Regions from separate parts of the Homo sapiens genome. Here region 2 is linked to region 1. A link is a loop called in an ENCODE intact Hi-C map of the cell type or tissue named here. Cell type or tissue: endothelial cell of umbilical vein. All regions are shown on one strand.

Region 1 (8,000 bases):
CGAGGTCACATCCCGCCTCGGTGCCCCCGCCCCATTTCCTTCTGGAATCCTGACGTTGGGGCGGGAGGGACCGGACCGACAGACCGCGGGACGGACGGAACTCCCTCCGGGAGTGCAGGCAGGAAATGGGCGGAGCCTGCTTGGCCGGGGCAGGTGCCGTGCGGGCTGAGGAGTCCGACGGGTTTCCCCGGACTGCCGCGCGCTTCTGCACCAGCCCCGCCGCTCGAGGCCCTGCAAAGCCCGGCGACCACGGCGCCTGTCCGCTGGAAGGCGCGGGCTTAGAATAAGCCTTTTCCCACAGCACTAGGGGCCACCTCGGGGCGGTGGCCCACTGAGCACACCCTCTGCTGACCCCAGACCTCAAATTTGGAGTCACCCAGGGGTCCGGTTCCTGAAAGTTGCAAGAATGGGGGCGGAAGGTGTTATGTCTCCTAAGTCTTACAGGCGTGGGAGGACGGGGAAGTAGGATGTGGTTTTCACCGATACTTAGACCTCCTAGACACATCCCCAACCCCTGCCCTGGGTGTGGAGTGGGTGGCTGAGTCTGAGGCCGGGAGGGTCTCTCACTCTAGGGTGGATGGGATGAGGGCCCTAGCGTGGGAACCTCACCTGCCCTGCTGAAGGCCTGGGTGCTAGGGTGCTGTAAAGACAGGGGCAGGCCTGTGCCCACCTTCTGTCTCCCCACAGGCTCTGTTCACTTGCAGATACCATACAGAGCCTTCATTCATTCATTCATTGACAATGAATGTGGGGTGCCCCTCTGTAACCAGACCTGGATCAAGACGCCTGCCTCCCCAGACTCAGGTCAGCAGTGCCCCCAGAGATGATGACAAAGCTCAGATGAAACACTTTAATGCAGTTACTGTGGGAAGAGGGAGCACAGAGCATCACCGTGGGTCCCCAAGCAATGGCTGCACCCCACATACCTGTGCTGACCCGCCCATATCCAATGGGTACCCACCATTCACATGGCCGGTGTTGTCCCGGGCTGCAGGCCCTGTGGGGGGCGGCACAGCTGGAGAGCCCAGCGCGTGTTTGCGGAGTGAGCCCTGCTTGTCAGTTGGCCCACAGTTCAGGCTGTCAATGAGTCATAGTCAGTGAGTCGGGCCCCAACACCAGATAGGGCTGTGTGAACTGGGTGCCTTCAGTGGCGATGGGCAAGCAGCATCCTCAGCCCGGTTTCCCCAGCACAGACGACCTCCCCGGACTCGGGATCTGCCTTTCCTCAAAGCAGGCCGTGTGTGCACTTCCTGGTCTGGTGTGGTGTGTGCAAGACTTGTGGGCCAGCCCAAGGCAAGGGTGAGGTCAGGGCTGTCCCAGGATAGCTCCTCTTGTCATATGTCTCAGGTTCCCTTCCCTAGAGGGCACATCCTCTGATCTAAGAATCCATCCTGCTCCCCTGGGTGAGGGCTGTAGACTTGCAAGATGAAAGGTGTTTCCAGTTCTTCTCTTTTTGTGCTGGGTGAGGTCCTCGAAACAGGTCCTGCACACTTCCTTCTGCCTTTGGAGGCTTGGGAACCCCTCATTGGGGAGGTGATTTCCCGCACTAGTGTGGAGGAGATGGGGCAGGGAGCTAGCTCTCAAGTAGAGGAAGCCTCTGGTTCTGCCCTTGACTGCCCTGACCAGGCACCCCCACACACAGCCACTGCCCACTTCAGCTTCTGCCGGACCCTCCTGGAGCACACGGTGTCAGCTGAGAGCATCCCCTGCCACTTGCCTCGGACACCTGGCACCAGCCTCACGTGGCATGACTCCCGCAGCCAGAGGGCGGCCAGCAGCAGGCCAATCAAGCTCCTGCAGCAGCCCGGCACAGACACCCCCCAGGTACCCACCCACTCCACCCACCTCCGTCCCTGCCCTCCTTCTCCACCACTCTCACTCTGCCTGCCACGCCCCTCCCCTGCAGGGCCGGCTGTACTCTGACCACTATGGCCTGTACCATACAAGCCCCTCGCTGGGTGGCCTGACCCGGCCCGTGGTCCTGTGGAGTCAGCAGGACGTCTGCAAGTGGCTCAAGAAGCACTGTCCCCACAACTACCTCGTCTACGTGGAGGCCTTCTCCCAGCATGCCATCACCGGTACAGTGGCGCTGAGGGTGCTGTGGGAGTGGGGCTAACCTGCCTCAGAGCGTCTCTTCCCCACACTCAGCCTGCCTTTCTCTTGCTGTTGTTTTCGTCTGTCTAGTTTCTCCTGTGAATCAACCTCCCCTCTGTTCTTCATCTCCGCAGAATCTGTCTTTTCTATCTCTCTGCCTTTCTTTTTTTTTTTTTTTTTTTTTTTTTTTGGTGAGACAGAGATTTACTCCTGTTGCCCAGGCTGAGTGAAATGGTGCGATCTTGGCTCACCACATCCTCTGCCTGCCAGGTTCAAGCAATCCTCCTGCCTCAGCCTCCCGAGTACCTGGGATTACAGGCATGCACCACCACGCCTGGCTAATTTTGTATTTTTAGTAGAGACAGGGTTTCACTGTGTTGCCCAGGATGATCTCGAACTCCTGATCTCAGGTGATCCGCCTGCCTCAGCCTCCCAAAGTGCTGGGATTACAGGTGTGAGCCACTGCGTCCGGACCTCTCTGCCTTTCTTCTGTGTCTCTTCCCATCTCTCTGTGCTGTCTTCATCTGGCTTTTCTCTGTTCCGTCCCTGCCTTTTGCTCTCCTTCCTTTCCCTCTGCCTCTCTCCTTTAAGTCTCTGTGTGTTTTGCTGATTCTCTTTCTCCCTCTGAGTCTCTCTGAACCTCGCTTCCTCTCTCTCTCCTCCCTCTCTCCGAGTCTCTCTGTGCCCGTGCTTCCCGCTTCCTCTCTCTCTCCTCCCTTTTTCTCTTTCAGTCCCTGCTTCTGCCTTGGCTCAGTTTGTTGTTTGTTTGTTTGTTTGTTTCTGAGAAGGAGTCTCGCTCTGTCATCCAGTCTGGAGTGCAGTGGCACGATCTCAGCTCACTGCAACCTCCACCTCCCAGGTTCAAGTGATCCTCCCGCCTCAGCCTCCCGAGTAGCTGGGACTACAGGCGCACACCACCAAGCCCAGCTAATTTTTATACTTTTAGTAGAAACGGGGTTTCACCATGTTGTCCAGGCTGGTCTTGAACTCCTGACCTCAAGTGATCTGCCCGCCTCGGCCTCCCAAAGTGCTGGGATCACAGGCATGAGCCATGGCACCAGCCTTGCCTTGGCTCTTGATGCCTCTGTTGGCCTCAGCTCAGCCCCTCTTTCCTCTCCCCAGGCCGGGCACTGCTGCGGCTGAATGCGGAGAAGCTGCAGCGGATGGGGCTGGCCCAGGAGGCCCAGAGGCAGGAGGTGCTGCAGCAGGTGCTCCGCCTGCAGGTGCGTGAGGAGGGGCGGAGCCTGCAGCTGCTCAGCCAAGGTCAGTGTGAGGTGCCAGAGAGGCCTGGGGGCTGATGGAGAAGCCCCTCTGAGTGTGGGGTGGGATGACCTCAGGAGGTCGGCTGCAGGCCCCAGTAAGCGCCCTAATGCAGATGATGCCAAAGACCCCACCCCATTCTCACCCTCTTCCATCACACAGCTTCCTTCGGGAAAATGTCCTAGCTGCTGCTGAGGCTTGAACCCAGACCCCAGCACTGTGATGGGAGTCCACGGCTAGGGAGGAGGCCAAGCTGGCCCCGCAGCGCCTCTTGGACCCTGCGGGATGCCGGGGCGGCCAGGCTGGCCCAACGGACAGACAGGACCAGGATCACACCTCCAGGCGCCTCTGGTTGGACATTCCAGGTCGTGCCCTGGGGCTGGGTGGGTAGGGGGCTGCTTGAGTGTGGCCCCACCTCCTGGGACCTGAGCCCAAGCCCTCCCCTGGTGCAGCTGGCAGCATGTGGGGCAGCTGCCTGGAGCCAGAACCGGTTTGGATGTCCCCCCTAGACTCCCAGGGAGTCTGTTTATTTACATTCCCCTCTCCACGTGATGTCGGTCCCCCATCGCCTGCTGAGTCACTTGTCTGTCCACCCACCCAGCCCAGTTCTAGGTCGTTCCCCAGCACCTCCAGGTTGGCCCACACAGGTACCATAAGCTGCCTCGGCTCCCTGTGGCTTGTGCCCATGCACCTGCCAGGGCCCAGCAGGCCAACCCATCATCTAGAGTAGTGGCCATCAGCACCCGCCTAACGGGCACCATGCCAAGCACTTTCATCATTATTTATACATCGTCACCACACCCCCTCTATTCATGAGAAGTAAAGCTGAGAAAGGACCAGATTGACCAAGCGCCAGAGACAAAATGTGGCACAACGAGAACCCCAGCCCTGTCCAGGTGGCTCCGCGCCCAGGGCCCAGGCTTAGCAGTGCTCCCTGCCCTATCTTTGGGAAAATCTTGCTTTTATGGTCTTCCCCCCTCGCCCTCAAGAACAAGGGCCTTGTGCGTGGGCCTTCCCATTGCTGCTTTCCCAAGAAGGCCTGGATTCAGGGGAGAGGCCTTCCCAGGGCCACTCCCCTTACACCCTCCCAGAGGCCTGAGCAACCCCTCTCTGGGTGGTTTGGGGCTGGTGCTGCCTGGCGGAAGGACAGTGAGGGCGGCCCTAGCCGCCTCCACCCTCTTGCGCCTCTGCCCTCTCCCAGTCCCCCTGTGGCTTCTGAAAATCTCAGGGACAGATGAGGCTGAGCCCCTAGTCCCCTCTGTGTGCTTTGAGCCTCCAGACTCGAGGCTGGTCACTGCAGGTCCCAGGTGGAATTTGGACAACTGGCCTGGCCGCTCCCATCCTGTAAGCCCCCACCACGGGGAGACCCTCATCCCTGCCCCTGTGTGGCTGCGCAAGTATTCTGCCCGCCTCCCACCATCAGCCTTCGCCCAAGGGGCCCTTCTGCCTCTGCTTCCCTCCCTTCTCCTCTGTCTTGCCCTGGCCCACGCACGCCTGTCTCGTCTTCCTTGTTTTGCTGCACTCACTTTTTTATACTCTGACAAAAAAAAAAAATCAGAAATAAAGCTGGTTCCCAAGTGCTGGCGGTGCTGGGTCTGCGAGGAGAGGGCGTCTGGGCAGCCGCGGCCACCAGGGGGCAGTGGCGTCACGCCCTGGAGGGGCGTCTGGGCAACCCCGCGCAGAGGCTGGAAACAGGGCTCAAGTCACGCCTGTGGGCGGTCCCCAGTGCTGGACACAACGCCCGACACGCTGGAAGGGACGGCCCAGACAGCGCGTGAGGGTCCCGCGGCTGCCGTGACAGAGGACCACGGAGGGGTGCTGAGAACAGCAGACATTCATTCTCTCTGGAGTTCTGGAGGCCGCAGTCCAAAATCCAGCTCCCTCAGGGCCTCCTGGGGCGACTCCTCACCTCTCCAGCTTCCAGTGGCTGCCGGGGGAACTCGGGCGCATGGGCATTACCCGTCTCCGCCTCTGTAATCAGATCACCTCCTCCTCTTCTGTCTCTCAAATCTCCCTCTGTCTCTCTCTTATAAGGATGCTTGGATTTGGGGCCACCTGGGTAATACAGGATAATCTCCTCATCACAAGATCTTTCATCACATCTGCAAATACCCTTTTCCCAATAAGATCCCATTCACACGTTCAGGGATAAAACACAAACATCTGGCCTGGTACGGTGGCTCACGCCTGCAATCCCAGCACTGTGGGAGACCAAGGCAGGAGTGTCGCTGAAGGCCAGGAGTTCAAGACCAGCCTGTGTGACATAGCAAGACCCCATCTCTACAAAAAACTTTTGAAACTAGCCAGGCATGGTGGCGCATACCCGTAGTCCCAGCTACTTGGGAGGCTGAGGCAGGAAGATTCCTTGAGCCCAGGAGTTCAAGGCACAGTGAGCTCTAACCACACAACTGCACTCCAGCCTGGGCAACAGAGCAAGACCCTGTCTCAAACACAGATCACAGCACACACACACACACACACACACACCACACACACACAGCAATCAGACACATAAGAGCATAAACCACACACAGAGACTCAATGACACTGACACCAGCAAACACCAACACACACAAACACATGCATGTAGTTGGCCAGGCACACAGACACAAAGGTATGTAACAGCATGCCCCCATACAAAGATGTCATTACACAAATACACAAATACTAGCATGCAGACACACAACGACCTCCTAACACATAGAAACACATGGGACACGGCACATCCCCGGTGCACACAAACACACTGTATTCCACGACACCCTGGCATGTAGATGCTCACAGAAAACAGCCGTCCCTCACCAGCACCCTGACACTGAGACATGCCGCAGCCTGGACACATGGATACTGAAATCCAGACACATCGTCCCCAGGTACCCTGAGGTCTAGTCGCCCAGATGCTAAAATACAGACAGGCATTGGTCTCACCTAGCATGGGACACTGTCATATCCTGACACGGCAATGTCCAAACAGGTCGCATGTATGGACACCCAGACTTACACAGGGAGAGCTGACGGCCTTGGCTGCACCTAAGGGGACACACACTGACCCCTCAGGAAATCCTGCTGGTCCCGTCCCCAGGGTGGGAAAGGTCAACAAGGGAAGGACGTGATGACGCTAGCCTCACAGGGAATGCCCTCCCCTTCCTCCTCGGGTCACACAGGCTGGTGTGCACTGGCCTCTCTGACTCAGATTCCCGAAGGAAGGATTGACTGACTGCCTCTTCTATAAGAGCCAACCTCCAATCTCCATGTGAGTGCTCTGCACCAGCCTTGAGTGAAGCAGATCCCAGGCCCCTTTGAGGAAAGGCAAAAATCTTACTGCCCAACCCCCTAGCAGTGCCTCTGAGCTTGCTCCACGGGGTACAGGGAAAGGGGCCGACTGGGCCGGAAGGGCCCCAGCGAAGGAGGCACACCTGGTAGTTCCATTTCCTGACTAGCAACTTCCAGCCCACATCAATTTTAAGGAGTCCAGAATATTTGTAGTATGCAAAAAGGGGCATTACGAAACTTTTAAAAGTCTGTTTTAATTATAAAAGTAATATATGCACATGGTTTTAAAAAAAATGCTGGCTGGGTGCGGTGGCGCATGCCTGTAATTCCAGCACTTTGGGAGGCCGAGGTGGGTGGATCACGAGGTCAGGAGTTCGAGACCAGCCTGGCCAGCTTGGTAAAACCCCGTCTCTACTAAAAATACAAAAAATCAGCTGGGTATGGTGGCACGTGCCTGTAATCCCAGCTACTCAGGGGGCTGAGGCAGAATTGCTTGAACCCAGGAGGCGGAGGTTGCAGTGAGCAGAGATGGCGCCACTGCAGTCCAGCCTGGGCAACAGAGAGAGACTCCATCTCAAAAAAAAAAAAAAAAAAATGCTCTATGGGCACAAGATGAAAACCCAGAGTCTCCTTGACTCTTCCCTCCTGAGGCCTGAGGCCTTCCCTGGGAGATGGGTGCTGTGAACAGGTAAGAATGGCCCTCCTAAGGCCAGGGGCAGTGGCTCACGCCTGTAATCCCAGCACTTTGGGAGGCCGAGGTGGGCGGATCACGAGGTCAGGAGATTGAGACCATCCTGGCTAACAGGGTGAAACTCCGTCTCTACTAAAAATACAAAAAAATTAGCCGGGCGTGGTGGTGGGCGCCTGTAGTTCCAGCTACTTGGTTGGCTGAGGCAGGAGAATGGCATGAACCCAGGAGGCGGAGCTTGCAGTGAGCCGAGATCGCACCACTGCACTCCAGCCTGGGCTACAGAGCCAGACTCTGTCTCAAAAAAAAAAAAAAAAAAAAATGCCCTCCTAGCCAGAGGCGGTGGGTCACACCTGTAATGCCCACACTGTGGGAGGCTGAGGCAGGAAGATGGCTTAAGCCCAGGAGTTCAAGACCAGCCTAGTCAACACAGAAAGACCTCGTCTCTATGAATACTTTAAAACTTAGCCAGGTGGGGTGGCACACACCTGTAGTTCCAGCTACTTGGGAGGCCGAGGTGGGAGGATTGCTTGAGCCCAGGTGGTAGAGGCTGCAGTGAGCCAAGATCACACCACTGCATTCCAGCCTGAATGACAGAGCGAGACCCTATCTCAAGAATAAAAAAAGAACGGAGAAGGAGAAAGGAGAGGAGGGGAAGGGAGGGGAGGAGAAGGGAGGGGAGGGG
Region 2 (8,000 bases), 440 kb after region 1:
GAGGAGAGGCAGATCACAAGATGCTGCACCTGGGCTGGAGACACTGGATCCCGGGGACTGTCCCCGATGTGAGCCACCCTGCCGAGGGCCAGGGCAGCAGTCTGGTTTCTCTGGTCTCATAATGACAGCGCGGCCAGGGGCAGTAATGAGCATGTGTAGACGGATATCCGGCTGGGGCAAAGGTGCCACTTAGGCCCCCAGAGCAATGAGCTCCCACGGGGCTGGGCCGGGCCTCCAAGCCTGGCACCCACTCCCCTTTGTCCCAGCCAGGGTGGGGTGAGTGTGTGCTGGGGACAGGGGTGCCCGCCAGAGGCCTGGTGTGGGGGGCTGTGCCTGGGACAGAGCACAGGGGCCCACGCTGACCAGCCTCCCTGCCCACCCTCCCTGCAGAAGGCCCCGAGGCAGGACGTGTGGGAGCGGCCACACTCCGAATTCGCCCTTGGGAGGAAGCTGGGTGAAGGCTACTTTGGGGAGGTGTGGGAAGGCCTGTGGCTGGGCTCCCTGCCCGTGGCGATCAAGGTCATCAAGTCAGGTGAGGCCCCGAGATCCTGCGCCACGGCCGGGCCCCGCACCTGCTGTCCAACCCTCAAGCCCCAGGGCAGTGATGTTCGTGGCGTGGGCCGGTCCTGGAGCCACACCCTCTCTCGCAGCCAACATGAAGCTCACTGACCTCGCCAAGGAGATCCAGACACTGAAGGGCCTGCGGCACGAGCGGCTCATCCGGCTGCACGCAGTGTGCTCGGGCGGGGAGCCTGTGTACATCGTCACGGAACTCATGCGCAAGGGGAACCTGCAGGCCTTCCTGGGCAGTGAGTCCCCTCCCTGCTGCCACGTGGCCCTGACGCGCCTGCGACCGCCCCTTCCCTCCTGGCGCAGAGCTGAACCTGCGGGGTTTCCGAGGTGAACCGGGCCTCTCTACCGGGAGCAGGTGGCCCCGGCTGCAGATCCCATCCCTGTCTGGTCTCCAGCCAACAGGGGGCTGGCGTCAGGTCTGGGCCAGGCCAGAGCCTTGTGGCTCCGGGGCTGGAGCTGGTGTTCGGGGGCGGTGGGGGGCGCGGTCCCATCTGGGTCACCAGCCTTGGTCTAATGTGACATAGACCCAGCCCAGCCTCTGGCTCTTCTCTGCCCTGGTCTTTGTCGGGGGCCTGGGCCGGCTGCCGGGTCACTGTGGTGAGTACAGGACCCTCGCCCTGTCTCACTTGGGGCTTCCCGTGGCCTTAGCCGGCCATGCCATCCTCGCCACGTCTTAGAGATGAGGAGGCTGAGGCATGGGGGAAGGTGACGTGGGTGGACGCTGGCCTCACCGGCCGTTGGCCCCGTGCCCTAAAAGACCCCGCGCTGTCTCCTGCAGCCCCCGAGGGCCGGGCCCTGCGTCTGCCGCCACTCCTGGGCTTTGCCTGCCAGGTGGCTGAGGGCATGAGCTACCTGGAGGAGCAGCGCGTTGTGCACCGGGACTTGGCCGCCCGGAACGTGCTCGTGGACGACGGCCTGGCCTGCAAGGTGGCTGACTTCGGCCTGGCCCGGCTGCTCAAGGTCAGCGGAGGCTCTGGGCCCCTGACCCAGAGGGGGTGGGTGAGGGGACCCCGGTCCACCTGCCCTACCAGGGGCCTTCCCTCGCCCCCAGGACGACATCTACTCCCCGAGCAGCAGCTCCAAGATCCCGGTCAAGTGGACAGCGCCTGAGGCGGCCAATTATCGTGTCTTCTCCCAGAAGTCAGACGTCTGGTCCTTCGGCGTCCTGCTGCACGAGGTTTTCACCTATGGCCAGTGTCCCTATGAAGGTGGGTCCCCAGGCAGCCAGAGGGAGGATGCAGGCTCTGCCCAGGAGTCACTGGCCCCGGGCCTGGACGCTGTCGGCAAGGGGTTGGAGGGTCTGGCCAAGGGCAGGCAGATGACATGGGGGGCTACAGGAGGCCTCCTCCATAGGGACCCCCAGGCAGAATCGAGGCAGCTCTTGCCCCGCGCCTCCCAGGGATGACCAACCACGAGACGCTGCAGCAGATCATGCGAGGGTACCGGCTGCCGCGCCCGGCTGCCTGCCCGGCGGAGGTCTACGTGCTCATGCTGGAGTGCTGGAGGAGCAGCCCCGAGGAACGGCCCTCCTTCGCCACGCTGCGGGAGAAGCTGCACGCCATCCACAGATGCCACCCCTGAGTCCTCACGTGACCCAACGCTCTGGGCTCCAGCCAGGCCAGCCCCTCCTCCCTGCAGAGCGCCAACTCGAAGGGATGCCGGTCTGCCGGACCGAGGAGCCTCTGGCTGTGGGCCTCAGGCCCTGGCGTGCACACATGTTCGTGCACCAGGCAGACGTGCAGACGGAGGGCTGGGGCTGACGTCCCCCGTGCAGTGTGACTCGTGCAGACGGAGGGCTGGGGCTGACGTCCCCCATGCAGTGTGACTCGTGCAGACGAAGGGCTGGGGCTGACGTTCCCCGTGCAGTGTGACTCGTGCAGACGGAGGGCTGGGGCTGACGTTCCCCGTGCAGTGTGACACGTGTCCCTGGCCTCTCAAGAGAGACAACGGCACAGGAGGGTGGGTAGAAGCCTCGGAGGCTCTGGGTGAGGAACCCTGAGCCCTGTGTGTCTCCTGCCTGGGTCCCCTGGACTCCCTCCCAGGGTGAAGAGCCAAAGGCCCAGTTCTCTCCCTAGTCCCAGCTTGGGTTTGTGGAAATGACCAGTGCTGACTCCCAGGCAGACCGTGGTGTTGACCCCACTGGATGTGTGGTATGTAGGCACGGGGTGGCACCGTCACCTGCCCCTCACAGACACACTGGCGGCCTGTGCACAAACCCACTCACGCACACAGCACTCAGTAAGCCGGGACTGACCCACTCAGACACGCACACAGGCGCACATCACACACAGGCTCAGCCCCCCAAACCCAGACCCAGGAGCTGGAGCGTACGGGTCCACGTGGCTAGAAAATGCAGGTTGGAGCGGCCCCCATGCCGCCCGGACCCCCAGCCCAGGACATCATGGTGCCCAGAGAGCGTGAGCCCCAAGGGCATTGGCAGGAGCTGCCGATTCCATCTCCCTGGGTGGGTTCCAGGTGGCACAGGAAGGGTGGGCCGGGAGGCTTGGTGACCTGGGAGCTGCCCTTGGAGGCTATTTCCAGGGGCCTCAGGGTGGGCCGTGGGGGATTTGGAGTCTTCTGCCTGTGCAGGGTCAGGCAGGGTCGGTTGGGGGCTCGGAGGTAGATGCCATGGTATGCTGGGCAGCAAGTGGCTCAGGAAGCCTCTGGGTGTGAGTCCTCGGGGGTCACCAAGGCAGGAGGGGGCAGGGATGTGCAGGGTCCGCCCTCGTCTCCCCACGTCTGGCTCAGGGAAGCTTCTGCTCAGGTCTTCGTGAAACACGTCAAGAAGCAAGGGGGCCGGTGGGGTCTGTTTGTGGCCCCCGGAGACCCTGCCCCCCACCCTCCTGGGAGCCCAGGTTGGCAGCTGTGCCCAGAAGGCTTTCGGGGACAGAAAGTTTGGAGACAAGTTCAGGCCTGACTGAGTCCTTGTCCCCTAGAGTTGGGGTCAGCTCTGTACCTGCTGAGCCGAAGTGCTGATGGCTGCCGTCCACAGGCCCCGGCCAAAGCCTGGCTCAGGAGGGAGCTAAGAGATGAGACTCCCGTGTGCAGAGACAGGTGGCCCCGGGGAAGGAAGAGGCCACTCGGAGGCTCCGAGAACGGAGGCAGCGCGGGGGCTTCCTGGGGCCCGTGCATCGGAGGAACAAGGCCAAGCGGAGGGAAGCAGCAGGAACCAGGACCCCTGCAGATGGTGGAGGCAAGAGGCTTTATCTGAGCCTTTGGGACCCTGGCCACCTGCCCAGCTCCATCTGCATGGGAGAACCTAGGGGAGGGGCTGGTTCTGGTACCTGGGCCCACTGAGGCCTTGAGCTGAGCTTCCAGTTCTGGCAGGTCCCCAGCACAGCAGCCTGGGGGCTCCTCTGGCACAGAAGGCCTCGCCCTCTGTGCTCTCTGCAGCCGCCACTGGGATTAAGGGGACCAGGTGTGTCTGTGGCACCTGTGCCCTCCTAGGCATCTCGCCAGCCACCAGCTGAACAGGTTTGGTGCTCCTGGGTATCTGGGAGGGGCTGGGGACGTTCCTGCCTCCTGGTGTGGCTTAGACTGAAAGTCCTGCACGTCCGAACTCAGGGATACTCGAGGCTTCCTGGACATAGACTCACGGGCCCAGAGTCTGGCCGGGCTCTGAGGGACGCTGCCCGGCCAGGTGCCCCGGCACCCTCCTTCCGCATTCCCCACCCCCCACCCCTCCCCCTGCATCCTCCCCAACCGACCCCAGACAGAGCTGGGAGGGCCTGAGGGACACTGCCCAGGCCGGCACCCCGCTGCCCCTCCCCACCTTGGTCAGCGCTGAGCTGGGCTGCCCAGAAATCTATGAGCCTGTTAAATAATCCAGATTATTGTTCTTAATCTCAAAACAATGAGTGGAAGGTGCCATTATTTCTCTTTGCAATAAAAATAAAAGTTGAAATACGCAGTTTAGGGACTTTCCTTACCACCCCTTGCAGACTTTGAATTTCCCTTCCCGCCCCTTCCTGCCCCCTTGTGGCTGCCAGTCCAGGTCCCTGGGTTGGAGCTCCCGGGTGGACACAGTAGGGTCAGTGGGAGGGTGGGGCGGGGAGGGGCCTCCAGGGAGGGGGTGTCCCGAGTCTCAGGGGCTGGGGGGCAGGCGGCCGTCGGGTGCAGGTGGGGGTCACGGCAGGGCTCACTCAGGCATGAGTCGGGAGAAGGGAGGCCAGCTGGAAGGGGGCAGGGGTCCTGCGGGCTGGACAGGAGGAGGCAGAGGCTGGAGGCGGGAGGGGCTGCCTGGGAGGGACCTGTGGCCTTGGGCCCCAGCGCCATGGGCGCTTCCAGGCCGCACTCACGGTCCTTGCCTGCCCCCTGGCGTCCGTGTGGAGGAAGGCAGTGCCCGTTTCTTCAGCCGTGGGTGCCCCTGGCTCTGCCTCCCCGGGGATCCCCCAAAACCCTCGGGCCCTCCTCTTCCGGGAAGTCCTCCGGGCCGACCCACACAGCTGTCGCTGCCCTGATTCCACTCCCTCTTCCCTGCTTGGCCCTTACCCGAGGGCGGGCCTGCCCATGAGGCCGCTCTCAGGACGCCTGCCCACAGCAGCTCCTGACATTGGGCCCTGTGCTCAGGGGTGGAGTCTGGGGCTGGGTGAGGGCACCGACGGGTGGAGGGGAAGCTGCCGGAAGCGGGGAGAGAGGCGGCCCCCACCTGTGCCCCCGCAGCTCTGAGGGTTGGGAAGGCAGCGCCTGCAGCCCTCACCTTCCTGCCCTCAGGCTGCGAGGCTTGTTCCCAGAGGGCCGTTGGCTTCCCTGAGTGCCTGAGTGTCCATAAGTTGGACCCCCAAGAAGCCCCAACCGGGAGGTCCTCCTCCCCCTCTCCTGCGCTCAGGCCGGCCCTGGCGGTGCTTGCCCAGTGGGTTCCCATAGTGCGGGCGCTAAGTGCTCAGATGGGCCCCAGTGGGCCTGAGGACTTGTGGGGCCGGCTGGGCCCTCAGGAGGAGCCGGGGTGCTCTGGAGCGCCTGTGGGTGCTGGGTGTGGCTGCTTCCCGGCCTGTCATGAGGAAGTGGGACGGCCCGCCTGCCACGCCCAGCTCTGGGTGCTCCAGCTGGGCCACAGCCTGGTCCTGCCGCTGCGCCCGCCCGCCATGGTGTCCCGGGACCAGGCTCACCTGGGCCCCAAGTATGTGGGCCTCTGGGACTTCAAGTCCCGGACGGACGAGGAGCTGAGCTTCCGCGCGGGGGACGTCTTCCACGTGGCCAGGAAGGAGGAGCAGTGGTGGTGGGCCACGCTGCTGGACGAGGCGGGTGGGGCCGTGGCCCAGGGCTATGTGCCCCACAACTACCTGGCCGAGAGGGAGACGGTGGAGTCGGAACCGTGCGTGTCCTAGGCTGCTGGGAGCTTTGGCACAGGCCACCCTCTAGGCACAGGGGAGGGACAGGGCTCTGGGCTGCTCAGGGAGGCCCAAGAAGGTGGGGACCCCGGTTCCATCTTCCTGCACCCCAAAGTCCAGGCTGGGCATCCCGCTTGATCCTCCCTGCAGGCCCCATGCGCTGGCGCCCAGGAGTGCCCAGGACTGTCCCTGCGGGAGTTGGAGCACGGGGGTCAGAGGGCACGGCCCCTGCCTTGGGCTCATCCTTGTCACAGCTCGGGGGTGGACGCTGCATTGCCGGGACCCAGGGAGGACAGAGGGTCCAGGGTGGACTTCTGGGGCCCGGTGGCCAGTGACAAGGTCTGTCGGAGCGTTCCAGGGCCTTTGGGGGAAACGAAGCTTGAAGCTTGCCCAGTTTCCAAAGTGCCGGAACCAGACACACGACCTAGTTAGGGGAGCGGGCCGGCTGCCGGGCAAACTTCCTGCCTGCTGTGCCCTGCGGGGAACCAGACAGCAGCTGGTGTGGCCTGGCCCTGGCTTCCACAGCTGCCCGGAGCTCAGGCTGAGGAGGGTCACGCTCCTGAGATCCCGCGTTTCTCATCAGTGATTGGGCACCCACTGTGTGTGTGCGTGAGTCACAGGCTGTGTAGGGTTAGCTCCCGGGGGACCCAAGCAACAAGCAGGGGAGGCTGTAAAGAGGCCGTCGGGCAGGGGCCCATGGTGGAGACCCCTCTATTACGTGCAGACCCACGACCTCGTTAGCAGGGTCACGCGCAGACCCACGACCTCGTTAGTGAGCAGGGGTGCAGGGGTGGGGTCTGGCCGGAGGCTGGTCAGCTCCCAGGTGCAAAGACCCTGAGTCCTGAGAACTCGCCCAGGTGAGAAGTGGGGAGGAGGCCAGGTGAGGAGGGGGTGGGAGGCCAGGTGGGGGGGGGAGCGGGAGGCTAGGTGGGGGGGGCTGGAGGCCAGGTGAGGGGGGGCGGGAGGCCAGGTGGGGGGGGCGGGAGACCAGGAGAGGAGGGGACGGGAGGCCAGGAGAGGAGGGGGCGGGAGGCCAGGAGAGGAGGGGGCGGGAGGCCAGGTGAGGAGGGGGCGGGAGGCCAGGTGAGGGGGGGGCGGGAGGCCAGGTGAGGGGGGTGCGGGAGGCCAGGTGAGGACGGGGTGGGAGGCCAGGTGAGGGGGGGGCGGGAGGCCAGGTGAGGAGGGGGCGGGAGGCCAGGTGAGGAGGGGGCGGGAGGCCAGGTGAGGGGGGGGGCGGGAGGCCAGGTGAGGAGGGGGCGGGAGGCCAGGTGAGGAGGGGGCGGGAGGCCAGGTGAGGGGGGGGGCGGGAGGCCAGGTGGTTGGAGGGGCAGGTGGGGCAGTGCTTCCAGGTGTGCGGAAGTGGAGGGGGTGGACCCCAGGGGCTCCATGCTGGGCCGTGGTCTTCTGTGTGGGGTTTGTGTTCCAGTGACCTGAGGGAGTCAGACACACAAAGGGCGCAGGTCACCTGGAGCTTCTGCAAGCTCCACCTGGAAGTCCACAGTCCAGGGCTGGCCCACACCCCGCAGCCGGGAGTTAGTGCGCGCGAGTGGCTGTGTGTGCGTGCGTGTGAGCGTGTGGGCAAGTGAGCACACATGCGCGTGTGTGTTCAGGTGTGCGGGTGAACTGTGCGCATGTGTGGGGGTTTGTGACTGTGTGTGTGTGAGCGTGCGTCACACATGGGTGTGTGCAGGCAGCTCTGGGCAGCCATCCTGCTCAGCTGCCCTCCCCAGCTCCACCCTAGGCTCTGACCCCTAGACTCGGGCCACTCAGGGCAGGGTGTGGTAGCGCCTGCCCCTGCCCCCGCCGGGTCCTCAGGGGCCTGTCCTGGCCTTTCGGGACATTCAGGGCGTCTGGGTCAGCGACAGCTCCTGAGAGCAGCTGTGGTCAGGGCTGGGAGCTTGAGGTGGCAGGCAAGGGCGGCTGGGGTTCCAGGCGGGCAGGCTGGGGCCAGCGTGGGGTCCACGTGGGGTGGGCCCAGGTCCGCGTGTTCTCAGACTCCTCCCCTGCAGGTGGTTCTTTGGCTGCATCTCCCGCTCGGAAGCTGTGCGTCGGCTGCAGGCCGAGGGCAACGCCACGGGCGCCTTCCTGATCAGGGTC

The links. A loop is a pair of places that touch in the nucleus more often than their neighbours do. Peaks named below come from ENCODE experiments on the same cell type or tissue, not always from the same donor. Only the 100,000 strongest peaks of a DNase experiment are listed, where the experiment ranks them.
Region 2: it touches region 1 in a loop (22-fold over the local background); 100 of 110 quality-filtered maps call a loop at or near these places.

The regions. Positions count from the first base shown.
Region 1 is chr20:63,971,049-63,979,048 of GRCh38, reverse strand. SAMD10 (sterile alpha motif domain containing 10) reads left to right here. Exons shown (of 5, transcript NM_080621.5): 2 at 1,643-1,824; 3 at 1,907-2,078; 4 at 3,217-3,357; 5 at 3,517-4,933. The coding sequence ends at 3,539. Among named protein-coding and RNA genes, the nearest start is that of SAMD10, 4.6 kb to the left of the region's middle. RefSeq lists an enhancer at 1-253. In endothelial cell of umbilical vein, a CTCF peak has its summit at 4,986 (motif pointing right); DNase peaks (open chromatin) are centred at 5,028 and 6,498; H3K4me3 peaks cover 660 bases; H3K27ac peaks cover 879 bases.
Region 2 is chr20:63,534,972-63,542,971 of GRCh38, reverse strand. It overlaps PTK6 (protein tyrosine kinase 6), which reads left to right and starts at 5,596. Exons shown (of 8, transcript NM_005975.4): 1 at 5,596-5,887; 2 at 7,913-8,000. The coding sequence starts at 5,658. It overlaps SRMS (src-related kinase lacking C-terminal regulatory tyrosine and N-terminal myristylation sites), which reads left to right. Exons shown (of 8, transcript NM_080823.4): 4 at 391-532; 5 at 651-809; 6 at 1,352-1,533; 7 at 1,625-1,781; 8 at 1,973-4,483. The coding sequence ends at 2,154. RefSeq lists silencers at 264-323, 4,538-4,807, 5,138-5,287, a cis regulatory region at 2,904 and enhancers at 2,820-2,989, 5,408-5,497. In endothelial cell of umbilical vein, a CTCF peak has its summit at 4,910 (motif pointing left); a DNase peak (open chromatin) is centred at 4,921; H3K4me3 peaks cover 566 bases.